Regions from separate parts of the Homo sapiens genome. Here region 1 is linked to region 2. A link is an interaction called in ENCODE POLR2A ChIA-PET data of the cell type or tissue named here. Cell type or tissue: PC-9. All regions are shown on one strand. Each heading gives the region's core, and the rest is flanking DNA. Links, peaks and the distances in the headings are about the cores only.

What was found. ChIA-PET counts read pairs that join two places held together with the same protein. Peaks named below come from ENCODE experiments on the same cell type or tissue, not always from the same donor. Only the 100,000 strongest peaks of a DNase experiment are listed, where the experiment ranks them.
Region 1: POLR2A ChIA-PET joins it to region 2 with 11 read pairs; 2 of 35 experiments call an interaction of 5 or more read pairs at or near these places.

What each region holds. Positions count from the first base shown.
Region 1 is chr2:61,295,284-61,306,308 of GRCh38, forward strand. It overlaps USP34 (ubiquitin specific peptidase 34), which reads right to left. Exons shown (of 80, transcript NM_014709.4): 28 at 6,071-6,171; 29 at 5,668-5,877; 30 at 1,517-1,642; 31 at 1-7. Among named protein-coding and RNA genes, the nearest start is that of SNORA70B, 120 kb to the right of the region's middle. In PC-9, for the core only: no CTCF peak of the experiment used is centred there; no DNase peak of the experiment used is centred there.
Region 2 is chr2:61,135,632-61,146,656 of GRCh38, forward strand. C2orf74-DT (C2orf74 divergent transcript) reads right to left here and starts at 9,344. Exons shown (of 2, transcript NR_036496.1): 1 at 9,142-9,344; 2 at 5,961-8,314. LOC105374759 (a long non-coding RNA gene) reads right to left here and starts at 4,553. Exons shown (of 3, transcript XR_940137.1): 1 at 4,516-4,553; 2 at 232-344. It also overlaps a transcript of SANBR not described here and a transcript of C2orf74 not described here. RefSeq lists enhancers at 8,557-9,478, 9,173-9,522. In PC-9, for the core only: no CTCF peak of the experiment used is centred there; a DNase peak (open chromatin) is centred at 9,400; H3K4me3 peaks cover 1,222 bases.

The DNA.
Region 1 (11,025 bases), core at 1,885-9,884, 160 kb after region 2:
CATTACTCTTAAATTAGAAAAACATGTTTCTCAAGCCAACTTACTCAGGGAACACAAAAAAGAAAAACTTTAAACAAACTGACACTACATAAAAACTCAAAATATTATATATACTTTGAAACATATTAAAACATATGAAGACTAGGTATATAACTGGCACAAATGGTATGCTTAAAACATCAATTATGCATTAAATTTTCTGAAAATAAACCCAATAAAATTCATATACAAACAGCAGCATGGGAAAATAATTAACTGTTAATCTTCCCAATTAAAAGAAGAAACAACATTGTGATCTAGTTGAGTGGGTAAACTTCTAAAGATGGTGATGAATTAAATGTCTGTACTTAATAGTTACAACTATATATTTAAAAGTCATACAAATATATGAACTCAGGAACACTGCTGTTTTCTACTGTCAATTCATGAAATAATGTAATTCACACTTAATGTGCATCTTTGAAATGCTATTACTAGTGCTACTGTAAGTCATCATTTGGCATTTTGAAGAGCCCATCTTCTTCACTTCCAAGTCTTGTGAGATATTGGCTCTCCCAAAATCACATGATAATGTTCCAAATCCTAGAATTAGTATAACATTAGGACATTTATTTTTTCATTCATCCTGTAGAGTTCTTTCGGAGATGTCCTCAAATAAACTACTTATTATACAAATTTTAAAAACAATCTTTAAGCCAGGAGCAGTGGCTCATGCCTATAATCCCAGCATTTTGGGAGGCTGAGATGGGCAGATCATTTGAAGTCAGGAGTTATAGATCAACTTGGCCAAAACGGTGAAACCCTGTCTCTACTAAAAATACAAAAATGAGCCAGGCATGGTGCACACGCCTATGGTCTCAGCTACTGGGGAAGGTTGGGGGAGGAAGGATCACTTGAGCCCTCGTGGTTGTGGTTGCAGTGAGCTGAGACCACACCACTGTACTCCAGCCTGGGTAACAGAGTTATACCTTATCTCAAAAATAAATAAATAAATAAATAAATTAAAACAGTCTTTAATGTTAAAGACTTTACAAAGATACCCAACACACATGTGAGGTGGTGTCCATATGGAAAAAAAATTATCACACAGATATTAAATTTATTTGCCTCATTTTCTCCAATTTGGTCAGTTAATTTGTATAAGCACACAAAACAAACACTGATGCACATCATTTCACCTCTGTGTATTTTCTCTAAACATTACTTTTTGTTACTAAGAACAAAAAACAATATTAAAAGCATACTGTAATATGAAAAAACACTAATATAAAATGTCAATAATTTTAGAAAACATCTTCATCTTACATTTAGCCTCTGATACATTATTCACCCATTATTCACCCTCACTAAATAAACAAATGAACATTAAAATGCAGTGGCACTTTTTACCTACTATATGGGTAAAAACTATATTCAGATTTACTGAGGGTACATCAACAGGCAATCTTCTACACTGTCAATAGGAATGTAAACTGGTAACAGCCTCTAGGAGAGTAAAGAGATTTTGTGGGCTCACCTGCTCATCTGAGATATTCTGGAATGCCATCAACATATTAGGACATGTAGGAAGAAGCATCAGTAGCTCCCAGACCCGCCTAGACAGATTTTCTGCATGAAGATGAAGTTCTTCACATCGTAAGCTCTACACAAATAAGAACAACTACTTTATCAAAACAGATCAGAAAAGAAAAAGTTTTAAGTTCAAATTTTTGCATAAAGTAATGATCAAATTTGCTAATAGTTTTTAGCCTCACTTTTTGAAAAGTGAGAAATGAAACATTTGTTATATGATACATATTTGAGAAAATTAATAGCCAAGCAGTGTTTTTTCAACTTCTTACTGAACATTTTTCTAGAAAAGCTTTCCTCTAAGACTGATCATGTTCCTCATGAAACTTTTCAAATAAAAGTGAAAACATCTGTTTAAAGGCCAGAAAATTCTAACAAATTTCAATATGACAATCATCTATTTCCATTTTGCAGGTCACTATTCTAAGCACAATAAAGACTGGGTGAATTAAATCCTTGAACTTCCATTTAGGAAAAGAGCCTGTTTCTCTTATGTTGCTAATCTAAACCTCATTTTCCAGTCTCAGATGAACAGACGTTAAGAAGAAAGCAAACAATTTTAGAGACCTATTTTTTTCCATTATCATTTGTTAAATCTTGCTAAGTTCCAAAACTTGCTAAGGCAAGAGTAAGCTAAACAACGTTTCAAAAACCACTTAGGAAATAGGCAATTAAACAAAAATTTAAAGTACCACCCTGAGAGGTAAAAAGAGTAAAAACTAAAATTGACAGTTTTGGTATTTTCCACGGAGTATAAATTTATTACTACTGCTACTATCACAGTGATTCTTTGGTATAACATGGTCTAGGGATATTCTATAAGCCTATAAAAAGAAACTTAGTTCTTTTGGTATAATGGCAGAAACATGGTGCACTTTGGTGGCAAGAAAATCTTTATTTTTTTTTTGAGATGGAGTTTCGCTCTTGTAGCCCAGGCTGGAGTGCAATGGCACGATCTCAGCTCACTGCAACCTCCGCCTCCCGGGTTCAAGCAATTCTCCAATGTCAAGGAAATCTTAGAAAGTTTCAAGGTAAATTTGGTCTTTCACAAGCTTGATGAACAAAGAGAAGCAACCCTCGAGTAACACTTGCGCTATACTTGAGGAAATGGCACTCAGTTCTTCAATAAAACAACTCATCATTCCGTTGTAAATAACCATTAAAAAGAGAAATATTGAATTCTATGCAAAAAAGGATTAGAAGGAAAAATATCTTCAAAGTGTGCATAAGTATGTTCTGCAATGACTGAAAGTCTCATGAGACATACACAGTAAAGATACTTTATTTTTACTTTTTTGTGTAACTCTCATCAGGGCCAAACCTATCTTATTCAGCAAAAAATCCCTGTTATCAACCTGCCAAAAATAAGATTCAATAAAATATCTGCAGCTGGGTGCAGTGGCTCCCACCTGTAATCCTAGCACTTTGGGAGGCAGAGGTGGGCGGATCACAAGGTCAGGAGATCAAGACCATGCTGGCTAACAGAGTGAAACCCTGTCTCTACAAAAATACAAAAAAAAAAAAAAAAAAAAAAAACTAGCTGGGCGTGGTGGCGTGCGCCTGTAGTCCCAGCTACTCAGGAGGCTGAGGCAGGAGAATGACTTGAACCTGGGAGGCGGAGGTTGCAGTGAGCCGATAACTTGTCACTGCACTCCAGCCTGGAGGACAGAGTGAGACTCTGTCTCAAAAAAAAAAAAAAAAAAAAAAAAAAAAAAAAAAATCTGCTGAAACAATGAAATGCTTTCCCTTTGGTTTAAGTCTCACTACTCAGACTAACGTAACAGCCTATTAACATAACAGCCCAGGATCTCTTATCACTGGTCCTGGTTTTCTCTACTACATCCTCCACACAAACATCTAAATTTTGTTTCTAAAAGCCCAGAAAAGAGCTCATTTTGCTGCTTAAAACCAGCCATAATGATGGATTAAAAAAAAAAAATCATTTAGGTCCTTTTGCGATACAAGTTACAGTCTACCTTTCTGTCCTAGTATTTAAATTACACTATGCTAGTATTCCCAGGTCCTCAAACATGGCATTTGCTTTCTTATTGAGGAAAATCTGTAATGCTTTTCTCTTCACTCTTAACAGTAGCTGGACCCAATTTGAACAACTCCTCTTTTGAAAAAACCTTCTGCAAATTTTTGTCCCCCTCCTCACATTATTCCCCTAATACATGGAACAGAACACCAGCACTAGGTGAGAAAACAGAGGTTTCATGGGCACCTATTAATGATTATTCTGCTTGAAAAAACAATGGGTATTTCTTGGGAATTTAAGAATGTACCATCACGTGAGAAACTGAGGTATAAGAAACAGAAGGCTCAATGGCAGCCCACTGCATCCATTATCAAACACATCATGGAAACGGGAAGAAGTCACTTAACAATCTTGGGGAAGAAAGAAAAGCATACTAGCCTAACACAGGGAAAACTATCAAAATACCACCATTTTACCTGCCTCTCAATCTCAAAATTGTGATTCACTGCATAAGCTACATGAATACATGAAAAGGTCTTAGAATAAGCCCATTTAAAGGCATTGTTTTAAAAGTTAGTGGATTGAATATGGCTCCTTTAGGTGATATCACACATACTCTTGCCTCTGAATGCCATCTTCAGGCTGGGCACAGCAGCTTATGCCTACGATCCCAGCACTTTAGGAGGCTGAGGTGGGAGGATCGCTTGAAGCCAGGAGTTTGAAACCAACCTGGGCAACATAGAGAGACCATGTCTACAAAATATTAAAAAATTAGCCAGGCACATTGGCATGCACCTGGAGTTCCACCTATTCAGGACGCTGAGGCAGCAGGATCACTTGAACCTGAGAGATCAAGGCTACAACTGAGCTACGATCATACCACTGCACTGCAGCCTGGGTGACACACTGAGACCATGTCTCACAAAAATAAAAATAATAATAAAATAAATGGCATCTTTATAGTGATAACCCACAAACCATTTTTCTAGACTATACCTTTTCCTCTGAGCTCCATACTTATATATCCAAGTGATTACCTGACATCTCTATTTGATGTTCCTCAGGCATCTATCTATCCTTCAGCTCAAATGGAATCCACCCAGTTGCACAGGCCAGAAACCCAGTGCCATTTCTGTCTTCCTTCTCCTCTTCATTCCCTACTCCTAAAACCCAAACCACCACCAAGTGATGTTGTTTTGACCTGTTGTCGATTTATTTCCACTGCTGCCATCCTATTTCAGGGCAACTTGTTCCTGGACTCGTATATCAAATGCTTTACTGACTTTGTTACTTTCTCCAAAGAAACTTATTAGGTATAAAACAAAAATCAGAACATGTGTTTATCCTCTGTTTAAAATCTTTTAATGTTGTCCACTTTGAGTAAAATGGAAATGACTCACGATGACGCAAAAGGTTTACATTATTTCGCTCTGCCTACCTTTCCAATTTCATTCCTCCCATTCTACTCTCCCATCCTCTTCCCCATTCTCCTTTCTAGCTAGCACACGGCACCATGCCCAGCTAATTTTTGTATTTTTAGTAGAGACGGGGTTTCACCATGTTGGTCAGGCTGCTCTTGAACTCCTGACCTCGTGATCTGCCCATCTCAGCCTCCCAAAGTGCTGGGATCACAGGCGTGAGCCACCGCCCCGGCCCAATTTTACTACTCTTAAAAGATTACTGAGGGCCAGGCACGGTGGCTCATGCCTGTAATCCCAGCACTTTGGGAGGCTGACATGGGTGGATCATGAGGTCAGGAGTTCAAGACCAGCCTGACCAACACAGTGAAACCCCATCTCTACTAGAAATGCAAAAATTAGCCAGGTGTGGTTGCACACGCCGGTAATCCCAGCTACTTGGGAGGCTGAGGCAGGAGAATGGCATGAACCCGGGAGGTGGAGCTTGCAGTGAGATGAGATTGCACCACTGCACTCCAGCCTGGTCAACAGAGTGAGATGCCGTCTCAAAAAAAGAAAACAAAAAAAAAATGAACAAAAAAAAAAAAGGAGAGAAAATTATTATATACTTTATAACGTTTTATAAACTATACTTTTATTAAAGTTACTATATCCTCTCAACAGAGACACAAAACAAGATTTGTGAAAATGAAACATAGTCACCTCACTATCATCCACTGCCACTTTTCCTGAGGGTGGTTTAAATGATGCAAGCATCTCTAATAAATCAAAAAGAGTAGTTAAATGAGGCTCTTGTAAAAGCAAAAGCATTGGAATGTTGTCCTTCTGAGGGGGTGGGAGGCAAGATGCTGGCAGCTGAACACCTTCCCCTTTCCGCTCTCTCCTTGGTGCACCCAAAGATACAAATACCATCTATAAAAAACAGGAAAAAAAATTTATGCATATCAAGCTTTTAGTTTAATAAAACGGTAAATCTGAAGTATAGAATCACTTAAAATTTTAATATAACAAAGCAATAAGAGCTGTTTTTAAACTACATCTGCGACTATTCAACTGATGATTATAAACAGATCATTAAAACTCAAACCACGTTTTATATATGTACCTGCATATCCTTAAAACCAAGCTCATGAAGTGCTTTTTCATCATAATCTGTTGTTAACTCGTGTCCAGATGAAATCATCCTGACAGGTCCCATGAGGCCTCCTTAAAAACAGCAAAACATGGAAATGAATTTGTTTTTAAGAATTAACTTACTTGCTGATAAGAATATGTAGTTGTAGCAATTAAACACACTGTATGTTAAGTTTAAATGTAATCTAAGGTAAAGACAGAAAACTCAGTAGATTGAGGATAGTTATTTCTAGAATGCATTAAGTCCTTTTAGCTGCCTACACCTTCAACTTCATTTCCCACCATCTTCCCTATCTCACACTATGTTCAGCCAACTGGCCTCCTTGCCCTTTCTTGAAAATAACAAGTATATTACCAACTCAAGGACTAAGATTTCTCTCCAGGAATTCAAGATACTTATTTTCTCACCTCTTTCAAGTCTCTCATCCAATGGGAGCTTTTTCCTTACCGCCCAATCTAAAAGCTTCACTTCACCATTAACCCTTTACTCTCCTTTATCTTTCTTTAAAGCACTTGTTAACACCTCATATTTGTTATCTGGGAAGGGATGGGAGGGTGAGGAGAAAAAAGAGAGGGAAGGAAAGGAAAAAGGAAAGAAAGAAAGAAAGAAAAAAAGGAAAGGGAAAAGGAAAGGAAGACTGACAAATTCCCAGTTCCACAAGGGCAGAGGTGTTTTATTCACACATGCATGCCAGGCACTAAAATGGAGAAGACATTCAAATTAAGTATTGTATAATGTACAACTTTTTCGGGAAAAAAAATGATTAGAGCAGGAAAATTAAGCAAAATTAAATGTCTGATGAATAATTTAAACTTTAAAAATATTGCTAAACTTCATTCAATATAGAAAAACTCCACTGAACAGACACTAAACAATTACTTTCAAGAAAAATGAGTGGGGTAAGGCTATCGCTTTTCATAATGACACATAACATTTTAAAATTACCTTTCCCTTCACATAATAAAAAAGGTTTGTGGAAAAATATTTCAAACACAGAAGGAATATGTTTTTCTTCCAAGACGAGTCATATTGGCAATTTGCCTTAAGCACAATTTTTTTATAAGTAAATTGCTAATCATTGTGTAGCTAAATCTATGATTCTTTCCCTTTCTCATTATTTCTAGCCCTCAATCTTGGCCCTCAAAATGGTTTGACAAACGTTCAATCCTATTTTCTTCTAAATTTTCCTACCATTGTTAACACAGATACAACATTTTAAACATATCCTAAATATTAGAAAAAGGGGTTTTTCTTTCCCCAAACTGAACAAGTCATATATGACTAATTTTCAGTATCCATTCTATATCATTTAACTAACAATTCCCATACCAAAATCAAATTATGGTTTAATGTTTATACAGCTAGTACGGAAGTTCAACTTTCTATTATCCTTTTGAATTTTTCTCCCAGGACTTTTTTGTTTTTTCTTTTTTCATAAAGTGCCAATTTACTGACCTCCCAGAACTTATAATATTGCTTAGTTTATTCATACAGATAACTTCACAGTAATTTCATCAAATTTTAAACAAAAATTACATTGGAATTACTGATAGAACATTTTAAAAAATAAATTTACCTAACATCTTTACAATATTCTGTACAGAGACATGCTATTTCAATTTACTCAGATGTTCGCTTATCTCCAAAAGTTTTATTCTCACATTTTACAAAGACCTCATATTATTGTAAGTTTTTTTTTTTGAGACGGAGTGTCACTCTGTCACCCAGGCTGGAGTGCAGTGGCTCAATCTCAGCTCACTGCAACCTCCGCCTCCTGGGTTCAAGCAATTCTCCAGTCTCGGCCTCCTGAATAGCTGGGACTACAGGCGTGCACCATCACACTTAACTAATTTTTGTATTTTTAGTAGAGACGGGTTTCTCCATGTTGGCCAGGCTGGTCTTGAACTCTTGACCTCCGGTGATCCGCCTGCCTCGGCCCCCCAAAGTGCTGGGATTACAGCCATGAGCCACCACGGCCCAGCCAGAATATCGTAACATCTTAAAATTGCTATTATATACTTGATTTAGTGTCCTATTCATCATGTTGCTCACAAATTATAACTGAATAATCTAATAGCGATACCATTTTATAGTGTATTTTACTTTATTCAAATCATTTTGTATTATACAAAACCAGAAGAAAAGTAAATGCTTATGAAGCAGCGTATTCATTAGGAAAAGCTTTGGCTACTGGATGGACAGAAATTCTGTATTAAACTTTTTTTTTTTTTGAGACAGAGTCTCGCTCTGTCGCCCACGCTGGAGTGCAGTGGCACAATCTCAGCTCACTGCAAGCTCCGCCTCCTGGGTTCACGCCATTCTCCTGCCTCAGCCTCCCAAGTAGCTGGGACTACAGGCGCCTGCCACCACGCCTGGCTCATTTTTTGTATTTTTAGTAGAGATGGGGTTTCACCATGTTAGCCAGGATGGTGTTATCTCCTGACCTCGTGATCTGCCCGCCTCGGCCTCCCAAAGTGCTGGGATTACAGTGTGAGCCATTAATACTTTGGTAGTTTTTTTGTTTTGTTTTGTTTTGAGGAGTCTCGCTCTGTCGCCCAGGCTGGAGTGCAATGGCATGATCTCGGCTCACTAACACCTCCACCTCCTGGGCTTAAGCGATTCTCATGCCTCAGCCTTCCAAGTAGCTGGGATTACGGGTGCACACCACCAGGCCCAGCTAATTTTTGTATTTTTAGTAGAGACAGGGTTTCGTCATGTTGGCCAGGCTGGTCTCGACCTCCTGACCGCAAATGATCCGCCTGCCTTGGCCTCAAAGCCTTGGGATTACAGGCATGAGCTACCACGCCTGGCAATATTTTGGTAGATTTTTATTAAATGTCTAACTTGATGAGACAATTAAATGTAATGATTGATATTTGCAATATTAAAACACTCTCAGTCATGATTAATTGCTACTCTAATAAAGCATGCATAACTTTGTTCCAAAAGAGAACTGCAATGACTAGCAATTTATTTAGCATACTGGCCTGTATTTGATATGAGATAGGCCAATATTCTATGTGTTAATGACAAGTGTTATGGTTTGAATATAAGTGTTCCCCAAATCTGTATGTCGAATCCTAATTACCAAGGTGATGATATTTGGAGGTGGGACCTTTTGGAGGTTATTAGATATCAGGCAGAGTCCTCCATCAATGGGAGTGGTGTCTCTACAAAAGAGGCTCAAAGGAGCTTGCTTGAGCCTTCTACCAAATGAAGACACAGCAATAAAGCACTATCTATGAGAAAGCTGTCACTTGACACTGAATCTGCTGGCACCTTGATCTTGGAATTCCCAGGTTCCAGACCATGAGAAATAAATTTCTTTTGTTTATAAGCTACCCCATTTATGGTAGTTTTATATAGCACGCTGGATGGACAATGACAACACATTAATGTTGACTATTATGGCTGAACTGGATTTTATAATACATTGAGCTGCTTTCTATCTTTTACTACTTTTGAGAAGATCTTTTTAACATAATAACTGCTTATTCTTTATCAGTTCTAAATAGAATTTCTACCTTTTAAAAAAAATAGCATTTCAAGACAAAATGAAATCTCAAAAAACTCTTGATTTATAATTGAATACTGAAAACACACGTCATTTTTCCCCTTTACAACTCCAATAAAATAAATTTTAAAAATTTTACAGACGTAGGACGGGTGTGGTGGCTCACGCCTGTAATCCCAGCACTTTGGGAGGCCGAGGTGGGCCGATCATGAGGTCAGGAGCTCGAGACCAGCCTGGCCAATATGATGAAACCCTGTTTCTACTAAAAATACAACAATTAGCCAGGCGTGGTGGAGTGCGCCTGTAGTCGCAGCTACTTGGGAGGCTGAGGCAGAAAAATTGCTTGACCCCAAAGGCGGAGGTTGCACTGAGCCGAGATTACGCCACTGCACTCCAGCCTGGGCAACAGTGCGAGACTCAAGAAAAAAAAAAATTTACAGACATAAACTGACAAGGAGAAAAAAAGAAGAGATCATACCAACAAAGTATGCAAGATGACCACAAAATAAACTTGTGATGAACAGCAAGCCCCGAAAAAAGATAAATCCCAAAATGATTTAGCATAAGAGTAAGATCAACATCTAACACTCACACACAAAAAAACAAAAGGAAGAAAGAAAAGGAACAGTGCCTTAGAAATCAGCAACACCTTAACCAATAGCATAGAAACATTATAGGCTCAGAAATTAAAAGGTTAAGGAGAGAAGAAAAAGAGAAAAAAATGAAGCACTATATAATTGCTAACCTTTTCTAAGTTTGATAAAAGTTATAATCTCACAGATCTAAGAAGGTAAACTAAACCCAGATCTCAAACAGAAAGAAAGGCAGACTCATAATCAAAATGCTGAAAATCACTGTTAAAGAAAAATCTTTATATCCTTTTTTTTTTCCCCGTCGTTGGCTGTAAAGGACAAAAGATAAGGAAAACCACCAATTCAGGTCACAAACTTTGCAAGCCAAATAATAACAGAACAACAATTTTAAAGTTCTAAAACAGAAGTGTCTGTTCATATCCTTTGCCCACTTTTTGATGGGGTTGTTTTTTTCTTGTAAATTTGAGTTCTTTGTAGATTCTGGATATTAGCCCTTTGTCAGATGAGCAGATTGCAAAAATTTCCTCCCATTCTGTAGGTTGCCTGTTCACTCTGATGGTAGTTTCTTTTGCTGTGCAGAAGCTCTTTAAATAGATCCCATTTGTCTATTTTGGCTTTGTTGCCATTGCTTTTGGTGTTTTGGACATGAAGTCCTTGCCCATGCCTATGTCCTGAATGGTATTGCCTAGGTTTTCTTCTAGGGTTTTTATGGTTTTAGGTCTTAAGTCTTTAATCCATCTTGAATTATTTTTTGTATAAGGTGTAAGGAAGGGATCCAGTTTCAGCTTCCTACATATGGCTAGCCAGTTTTCCCAGCA
Region 2 (11,025 bases), core at 1,563-9,562:
ATAGATTCTTTATACCAGAGCACTATCATTAGGTGGTGCTAAAAGTGCAGGAAAACCACATTAAGCTCTAAGTTTGGCCTGCCTCAGCCCACGTGTATATCATTTGTAGAAGGAAACAGAATACTGGGAAATAGCTGATAAGAGAAATTATAGCTAAAATACGTAGGGAATTATAGAAAGCAAATATGAAAAGGGAAAGAAAGCAGAAAAAGAACAAAGAAAACCACTTACAAGATGGAGTTTAAATCTGATGCTCTTCAGTGCCAGAATTGCCTGTTTTCAGAGTCATGCTTTTGTATATTAATAACACAGGTTCTCTAAGCATTTAGAAGTCTCTTATAGTTCTGAAAATTGAGAAAGGAAAAAAGTTTAAAGAGTCTAAAAAAATCAAGGTTGGGCGCATTGCCTCAGGCCTGTAATCCCAGCACTCTGGGAGGCCGAGGCGGGCGGATCACCTGAGGTCAGGAGTTCGAGACCAGCCTGGCCAACATGGTGAAACCTGTCTCTACCAAAACTACAAAAATTAGCTGGGCATGGTGGCACATGCCTGTAGTCCCAGCTACTCGGGAGACTATGGCAGGAGAATCACTTGAACCTGGAAGGTGGAGGTTGCAGTGAGCCAAGATCGCACCACTGTACTCCAGCCTGGGCAACAGAGCGAGACTCGTCTGAAAAAAAAAAAAAGAAAAAAGAATCTAAACAAATCAATATAAGTGATGGCAGCCAAGCGCAGTGGCTCACGCCTGTAATCCTAGCAGTTTGGGAGGCCGAGGTGGGTGGACCACGAGGTCAGGAGTTCAAGACCAGCCTAACATGGTGAAACCCTGTCTCTACTAAAAATACAAAAATTAGCTGGGCATGGTGGCATGCGCCTGTAATCCCAGCTACTCAGGAGTCTGAGGCAGGAGAATCACTTGAACCCGGGAGGCAGAGGTTGCAGTGAGCCGAGATGGTGCCACTGCACTCCAGCCTGGGCGACAGAGCGAGACTATGTCTCAAAAAAAAAAAAAGATGATGGCAAGCAAACTGATGCAAACTCTTAAAGAATACTGAGGCTAGGCTGGGCGTGGGGGCTCATGCCTGTAATCCCAGCACTTTGGGAGGCCGAGGTGGGTGGATCACGAGGTCAGGAGTTCAAGACCAGCCTGGCCAAGATGGTGAAACCCTGCACCTACTAAAAATAAAAAAAATTAGCCAGGCGTGATGGCAGGTGCCTGTAATCCCAGCTACTTGGGAGGCTGAGGCAGAGAATTGCTTGAACTTGGGAGGCGAAGGTTGCAGTGAGCCGAGATCACGCCACTGCACTCCAGCCTGTGCGACAGAATGAGACTGTCTCCAAAACAACAACAACAACAACAACGATAATAATAATAATAATAATAATGAGGCTCACACCTGTAATCCCAACACTTTGGGAGACCAAGGTAGGAAGATCGCTTGAGAATGTGAGACAAGCCTAGGAAAACATAGTGAGACTCCATTTCTACAAAAAAAAAATTAGCGGGGCATGGTGGTGTATGCCTGTAGTCCCAGCTACTCAGGAGGCTGAGGTGGGAGGCTCACTTAAGCCCAAGAGGTCAAGGCTGTAGTGAGTGATAATCATGCCACTGTATTCCAGTCTCCAGTCTGGGCAACAGAACGAGACCCTGTCTAAATAATAATAATAATAATAATAATGAAATGTTTCTCCTTTTAGTAAATATTTTTAAGTTGGCAAAACGACATCTCCTAAATATGTAAATTAAGGTATAGAGTACATAGCCTGCTAAACTCTGCACACTGTCTTTACTGTAGTTATCTGAAGAACTACCACCCTTTTTCTTCCTATCCAGGTGAGGCAGAGACACAAAGATATGGAAGAACATTGGACAGATTTACATCGATATATTAATTAAGGTGATTTCAGAGTTGGAGCAGGAGAGGAAGCCTTATAGATATTTTTTTTTCTTTTTGCTTGCTTGTATTTTCTTTTTAATTATTATTCAGTATTTCAAGTAGACAGAAAAGTACAGAGGATAATACAACAAATATCCAGGTACCCACCACCCAGCATTTTTACATAGTAGCATTTGATGTTTTGAAATAAGACATAAAACATTCCAAATACCCTATCACCGAGGATCCTGCATCCTCTTCTTTTCCCAGAAGTGAACATTTCTCTGAATTTGATGCTTATTATGCCCATGCATGTTGTTATACTTTTACTACATATTTTATGTAGCTACAGCATAATATGCTATGTTTACTTTATATAGTGACCTCATACTATACATATCCTCATGCAATTTTTTAGACTCTGTTTGAGAATTATATATTTTGATTCAGGTAGCTTAAGTTTATTTTAGCTACTCAGTAGTAATGTATTCTATTAATCTACTAATATATATTTCTTGTCTATGGACATTGAGGTTATTTTCAGTTTTTTCTTTAATGTTGTAGCAAAAACTTTCACTCATTTTTCTTGTGCCTACATGGGTATACACATTGTGAACTTGACTAAACATTTGCAAAAAGTTTTCTCCGGCGTTGTACCAGCTTAGGCTCACAAGCAGCATATGAAAGTCCCAGTTGTTCTGTTTCCTCACCAAAAATCGGGGTTATATCAGTCAGAATAACTAAATTATGCTACAGTAACACAATCACAAAAATCTCAGTGTCTTAATTCAACGGTCTATTTCTTCTTCATGAAGTTTTGTTATCATAGTCACTCAGGGACCAGGGCTGATGGAGCTTCCATCCTGACACCTGCTTCAATGAAGTAGGGGAAAAAACTGACTAAAGGGCTCAAATTTGGCTCTTCCCAATTTCTGCACACAAGTGACGATATCAATTCTGCTCACAATTAGTTGGCTCACACTTGTTTTAACAAGTCTTGTGACCACATCTAACTTCAAAGAGTTCCCACTCCTACCTTTAGGATCTGAATGTCTGTGAATGATGACTGCAGGTACTGATAAACAATACTTTTTCTAGTGCAGTGAGTATGAAATAGTCTCTTTATTTTTATTTATATGTCCTGATTATTTATGAGGTTGAACATACATTCATTAAGTTTGTTGGTCACTTATGTTTTCTTTTTTGAAAATTACCTGCTTATATCCTTTGCCCATTGTCTTAGTCCATTTATGCTGCTATAACAGAATACCCCAGAGTGGGTAACTTATAAAGAACAGAAATGTATTTCTCACAGCTCTGGAGGCTGGGAAGTCTAAGCTCAAGTAACTGGCATTTGGTCTGGTGAGGGCCTTCCTGCTGTGTCCTCACAGGGCAAAAGATGGAAAGGCAAGCTAGGTAAATGCTGCATGGAGCCCTTTTCCTTCTTTCCTTCTTTCCTTCCTTCCTTTTTCTTTCTCTTTCTCTCCCTCCTTCCTTCCTTCTCTCCTTCCTTCCTTCCTTCGTTCCTTCCTTCCTCCTTCCCTCCCTCCTCCCTCCCTTCCTTCTCTTTTTTCTTTCTCTCTTTTTCTTTCTTTTCTTCTTTCCTCTCTTTCTTTCCCTTTCCTTTCCCTTCCTTTCCTTTTCCCTTTCCTTTTCTTTCGTTTTTGACAGAGTCGTACTCTGTCGCCCAGGCTGGAGTGCAGTGATGTGATCATGGCTTACTGCAGCCTTGATCTTATCTGGCTCAGGTGATCCTCCCACCTCAGCCTCCCAAATAGTTGGGACTACAGGTGCACACCACCACATTCAGCTGATTATTTTTTTCTATTTTTTATTTTTTATTTTTTTGTAGAGACAAGGTTTTGCAATGTTGTCCAGGCTGGTCTCAAACTCCTGGGCTCAAGTGATCAGCTCACCTCAGCCACTCAAAAGTATTGGGATTACAGGTGTGAGCCACCACAGCTAGCCCTTTTGCCCTTTTTTTTTTTGAGATGGAGTCTCGCTCTGTCACCCAGGCTGGAGTGCAGTGGTGCGATCTTGGATCACCGCAAGCTCCGCCTCCTGGGTTCACGCCATTCTCCTGCCTCAGCCTCCTGAGTAGCTGGGACTACAGGCACCCGCCACCACGCCCAGCTAATATTTTGTATTTTTAGTAGAGACGGGGTTTCACCGTGTTAGCCAGGATGGTCTCGATCTCCTGACCTCGTGATCCACCCGCCTCGACCTCCCAAAGTGCTGGGATTACAGGCGTGAGCCACCGCGCCCAGCCTAATGCTCATATATTATTTATCTTTTGGCCCAGTAATGCAACTTCTAGGAATTTACTATGAAGATACAACTTGACAAATATAAAACAATACAAGCATAAGACTACTCATTGTAGAGTTATTTATACACAATAGCAATAATGTGGAAACAACTCAAATGTCCATCAGCAAGAGACTGGGTTGAATAATAGGACATCAGCACTCTGGAGTATTGCACAGCTATTAAAAAAACAAGGACAGGCTTTGCACAGTGGCTCACTCCTGTCATGCCAGCACTTTGGGAGGCTGAGGTGGGAGGAAAGCTTGAGCCCAGGAGTTCAAGACCAGCCTGGGCAACATAGTGAGATGTCATCTCTACAAAAAATAAAATTACCTGGGTATGGTGGCACATCCTGTGGTCCCAGCTACTTAGGAGGCTGAGGTGGGAGGACTGCTTGAGCCCAGGAGGTTGAGGCTGTAGTGAGGTGAGATCATGCCACTCAACCTGGGTGACAGAACAAGACCCTCAAAAAAAAAAAAAAAAAAACAGAGCAAGGACAATGATGATTTCTGTGAATTGATATGGAAAGAAAGAACTATATAGAGCAAGATAATTTTGTTCAAGAAATACAAACAAGACTCTAATAGATTCTCTTTAACAGTACAGTCCATTTACTATTTCAGTTAACAGTATGTTTACATTAGTCCAAAAACAAATATATGTATTTATTTTTGCAAAAAGAAACAGAGATGTAGCTGGGCATGATGGCTCACGCCTGTAATCCCAGCATTTTGGGAGGCCGAGGTGGACGAATCACGAGGTCAGGAGTTCGAGACCAGCCTGGCCAACATGGTGAAACCCCGTCTCTACTAACAATACAAAAAATTAGCTGGGCATAGTGGTGGGTGACTGTAATCCCAGCTACTCAGGAAGTTGAGGCAGGAGAATTGCTTGAACCTGGGAGGCGGAGGTTGCAGTAAGCTGAGATTGCTCCACTGCACTCCAGCCCAGGCGACAGAGTGAGACTGCATCTAAAAAAAAAAAAAAGAAAAAGAAACAGAGATGTACCAAAAATAATGAACTAGGTTATCTCTGGGGGACAGAGGAAGGAATAGGTGGAAGGGATAGAGCTGAGGAAGCTAGACTTTTCTAAGCATAACTTTTTACATAGTTTTGACTTAAAAAAATTTTAACTTTGAAATTATAGATTAAAACCAGGTGTGGTGGCTCATGCCTGTAATCCCAGCACCTTGGGAGGCCGAGGTGGGCAGATAGCTTAACTCAGGAGTTCAAGACCAGCCTAGGCAACATGGCAAAATCCCATCTCTACAAAAAATACAAAAATTAGCCAGGCGTGGTGTTGTATGCCTGTAGTTTCAGCTACTTAGGGGGCTGAGGCAGAAGGATCCCTTGAAACAGGGAGGTCAAGGCTGCAATGAGCAGAGATCGTACCACTGCACTCCAGGCTGGGCAACAGAGTGAGATCCTGTCTCAAAACAAACAAAAACAAAAAAATGTGACTTGCAAAATAATGCATTGGAGTTACTGCTCTCTTAATACAAATGCTTTGAATTGTGTCTCTGCTTGTCACCCCTGGCCTCTTTTACACCCTGGGGCAATGTGCCATTGTTAGACAAGGAGGATATGTATACCTTCCTTTTGGAAAAAGGATGACTGTAAAAGCAGAAATAAGAAAAGAGAAGCTGTGCCCACAACACTAACATGCTTTTAGGCAAGTCAATTTTAGGAAAGAGTTTATATGAAACTGAAGATCTGGGAATTGATCCCTTAAGAACAAAGTCTGAGTACCCTTTGAAGTCCACTGGTATACCCGTGCCTTTTTGCCTACTCCTTTTTATTCTTACAACCTACTCCAATTGCACCTCTGTCTCCACAACTCAATTGAACATACTTTACAAAGGCCATCAATGACATGCACATTGCTAAACATACACAAAAAATCATGAGCAAGTAGTTACAAGCTTTAGGACAGATATAAAAAGAAATTCTAACGCAGAAATTTTATCCAAAGTTTCATCCATTTTATAATCAATATTAGTAAAAAAGACCAAGACACATGGGCTGGGTGCGGTGGCTCATGCCTGTAATTACAGCACTTTGGGAGGCCGAGGTGGGTGGATCACCTGAGGTCAGGAATTTGAGACCAGCCTGGCCAACAGGGTGAGACCCCATCTCTACTTAAAACACAAAAATTAGCAGGGCATGGTGGTGCACACCTGTTGTCCCAGCTACTTGGGAGGCTGAGACAGGAGAATCTCTTGAACCTGGGAGGCGGAGGTTGCAGCGAGCCAAGATCACGCCACTGCACTCCAGCCTGGGTGACAGACTGAGACTCTGTCAAAAACAAAAACAAAACAAAACAAAAAGACTTAAGACATGGAGTACATTAGTTTAGGGACAGGTCTCCTGATCTAGCCGGCTCCAAGCAGGAGTGAGATAGTTGTGCAGGGGTGCATTTAAGCAAACCTGGCTGGTCCATTTTCTGAACTAGCCAGTCCACTAGAATTTTGATGAAGCATCTCATCAGGTATGGACATGTTGACTAAGAGTCAACTCTGTAAAATGTTTGAAGAGATTTATTCTGAGCCAAATATGAGTGATTATGACCCGTGACACGGCCCTCAGGAGGTCCTGAGAACATGTGCCCAAGGTGTTCGGGGCACAGCTTGGTTTTATACATTTTAGGGAGGCATGAGACATCAATGAAATACGTTTAAGAAATAACATTGGTTTGGTTCAGAAAGATGGAGCAACTCAAAGCAGGGATTTCCAGGCTATAGGTAAAGGTAAACATTTTCTTTTTTTTTTCTGTGATGGAGTCTCACTTTGTTGCCCAAGCTGGAGTGCAGTGGCACGATCTCTGCTTACTGCAACCTCTGCCCGCCGGGTTCAAGCAATTCTCCTTCCTCAGCTTCCCAAGTAGCTGGGACTACAGGTGCATGCCACTACGCCCGGCTAAATTTTTGTATTTTAGTAGAGACGGGGTTTCACCATGTTGCCCAGGCTGGTCTCGAACTCCTGAGGTCAGGCAATCTGCCCGCCTTGGTCTTCCAAAGTGCTGGGATTAGAGGCATGAGACACTGTGCCCAGCCAATTTAAACATTTTCTAATTGACAAATGGTTGAGTTCACAATTGTCTGAAGACCTGGGATCAATAGGAAGCACATGTTCAGGTTAAGATAAAAGATTATAATACTTCAAAAGGTTCTTTTGAAGTCTTATAATGGCTACCCTTAGAGATGATAGATGACAAATGTTTCCTATTCAGACCTTTAAAACAATGCTAGACTCTCAGTCTCTTCAGGATTGGGAGGGCCTGGAAGAAAAAGATCTAGCTGTGTTAATAGAGATTCTTTACAGATGCATATTTTCCCCCACAAAGCACAGCTTTGCAGGACCATTTCAAAATATGGCAAAGAAACATGTTTTGGGGTAAAATATTTTGACTTTCTTCTTTGTCACATGTCATGCCAGAGTCAGACTGGAAAGCAAGTCACCATATATAGGGTTAAATAAAACTCATCTGATGAGAATTTATGGTTTGTTGGGCATGACTCCCCAGGCCCCTTAGATAGGAATTTGGGCCAGATTAAAAAAAAAAAAAAAAATCAAAGCTTAGTCCTGAGGCAGCTTCTGAAATGGTGGGAAAAAATGTGAGTTTTGAGGAAACATTTGGTTCAGCCATTGTTCTTAAGAGATACTGACATTTCAACCTACTATAAAGAGGGAAATTTAAAGTATTAAAGTATTAATGAGTTGGTAGGACCCGCTTTTCTTTTTTTTTTTTTTTTTAATTCACTGGCCCCGAAAGAAACTTCTCTGTCAGGCCACAATATAACCAGATACCAGACACACGAGATGTTTTGGAGGGAGGGTGGTGGAGCCAAGATTGCAGCTCCTTATTGAGGAAAACAGTCCTCAGAGATCCAGAGTCATTTCTCCTGTGTTCAGCTTGAAAACCTTGGGCAACTTCTGGAGATTTCAACGTCTCACAGAGTGCGGAAACATGACTGGCGCAGCATCCTTTCCGGAATTGGTGATGTCCTTCCTGTAAGGGTTGATTTTCCATCTCATCAACCAAATCGGGAAAGCCGCAGCATCCTTTTCTCCAAGAATGACAGGTGGTTTATCTCAGGCTTTTCTGTCCCGGCGCCTTTCTCTCCAATGCAGTCTATGGAATATATATATAGAGAGAGAGCGTGAGAGAGAGAGAGACGGAGTCTCGCTCTGTCGCCCAGGCTGAAGTGCAGTAGCGCGATCTTGGCTCACTGCAAGCTCCGCCTCCCGGGTTCACGCCGTTCTCCTGCCTCAGCCTCTCGAGTAGCTGAGACTACAGGCGCCCGCCACCACGCCCAGCTAATTTTTTTGTATTTTTAGGAGAGATGGGGTTTCACCGTGTTAGCCAGGATGGTCTCGATCTGCTGACCTCGTGATCCGCCCGTCTCGGCCTCCCACAGTGCTGGGATTACAGGCATGAACCACCGCGTCCGGCCTGGAATATTTTAAAATATGCAGATTATTAACCCCGACACTTTTGAAAGTCCTTTGTAACCAACTTCCTCCTCAATATAAAATATTAATGTAATTTGGCCGGGTGAGGTGGCTCACGCCTGTAATTCTAGCACTTTGGGAGGCCGAGGCGGGTGGACTGCCTGAGCTCAGGAGTTTGAGACCAGCCTGGGCAACACGGTGAAACTCCGTTTCTACTAAAATACAAAAAATTAGCCGGGTGTGGTGGCGCGCGCCTGTAATCCCAGCTACTCAGGAGGCTGAGGCAGGAGAATTGCTGGAGTCCGGGAGGCGGAGGTGCAGTGAGCCGAGATCGCGCCACTGCACTGCAGCCTGGGGAACAGGGCGAGAATCCGACTCTTTAAAAAAAGAGAAAAAAATTTAAGTAATTTAATTTTTTATTTTTTTCCGCCCCCGCCGTCCCGCCCCTAGCATTAATTTTTAAAACTCGCTTTAGACACCGTTTGGAGGGGGCCAGGTGCTGAATACCTGCTGATGTAATGCAGTGATTTTTTGTTTGAGGGCCACAGGAAGACCCCTTGTGGCTGTTGTACTGGCATTCCCTCTTCATAGCAGGGATGGTGCCTCTGGACATTTTCCGACAGCAGGGATCGTTGGGTGAGGTTAGCAGCGCCAGCCCGGGTTAGCGGAAGCAGCCTTCAGGTCTCCTAGGAGAGCAGGTTTATGAGCATGCGCAGCGGATTTTCCGTTAGGGAAGCCGATGGGGCGCGGCTCCTTGGAGCATGCGCACACAAACTTTCCGCTAGGAATCAAGCGAGCATGCGCACACAGATGTTAGGGTTCGGGCGAGCTATTTGGAGCCTGCGCAGTCAGATCCGAGGACATGTTGACGTCGTCCGAGAGTCTTAAAATCCTGCTCTGGCCGGATTCCAGACTCGTGGGGGAAAGGCTGGTATGTTCGTTTTATAACAGGAGTTTTAGCGTCATCTTTTGTCCTTGGATAAGTTTTTCCAAATATAAATATATTAAATATTCATTTAAAATATCTAAGAATTAACAGGCAGCAGTGCATTAGACAAATGGGCGAAGTACTGGGGTACCAAGTTCACAGAAAAATAGTAGTTAAAAATAGACTTTAAATATATGAAAAGATGCTTAGCTGCATGTTTTTGTGTTTTTTATTTATTTATTTATTTTTTTGAGATGGAGTCCTGTGTTGCCCAAGCTGGAGTGCAGTAATGCAATCTCGGCTCACTGCACCCTCCGCTGCCCGGGTTCAAGTGATTCTCCCACCTCAGCCTCCCGAGTAGCTGGAATTACAGGCAGGTGCCACCACGCCAGGCTAATTTTTATATTTTTAGTAGAGATGGGGTTCACCATGTTGGCCAGGCTGGTCTCGAACTCCTGACCTCAGGTTATCGGCCTGCCTCAGACTCCCAAAGTGCTGGGATTACAGGCGTGAGCCACCGCGCCCGGCCTGTTTTGTATTTTATTTTTTCTGAGACAGGTGGCACGATCACAGCTCACTACAGCCTCCACTTCCCAAGCCCAAGCAATCCTCCCACCTCAGTTTCACCAAGTGCTAGGATTACAGGCCAGCTTCAGTTTTAATAAAAATGCAAATCATCATGATTGGTGAACATTGAAACGTTTGGTAATATACTCAATATAGGAGGGTGTCAGGAAAACAGGTGCAGTGTTACAGTGCTAGTAGGAGCAGAATGCAGCAATCCTTAGTGGTTATCAAAACCACACTGAATAATATTTGCATTTTGATCCAACAATCCCACTTTGGGGAATTTTGCCTCCAAATACACTTGCATACATGTAAAGTAATATGTGTATGAGATTATTGATTGTAATAGCAAAAGGTTGTAAACTACGTGAGTATCCATCAGAAGACTGATATTATAAACTACAGTACATACACACAATGGAACATTATGCAGCTATGAAAAAGAGTGAGGAATCAGTTCCCAACATACTAATGTGGAACCATCTCTAGCATATCTTACTAAGCGAAAAAAGCCCAGGTGCCAAACAGTGTATAAATTATGCTTTTTGTGTAGAAAAGGATAAATGAGAGTCATATGATCCTTATTTCCACATAAATTCTGGCAATATACTCAAGAAACTAATAGTCATGGTTTCTTATGAGATGGAGGGTAGGACTGAGATAGGGTGAGAGACTTCTCAATGTATTCCTCATTATAATATATTGAATTATCTGAATGCTGTTCATTAAAAACAAAAATAACACTACAATAACTTTTTTTAAAAAAGCTAGAAACATATAATATTAAAAAAGGGGCCAGGTGCGGTGGCTCATGCTTGTAATCCCAGCATTTTGGGAGGCCGAGACGGGCAGATCACGAGGTCAGGAGATGGAGACCGTCGTGGCCAATGTGGTGA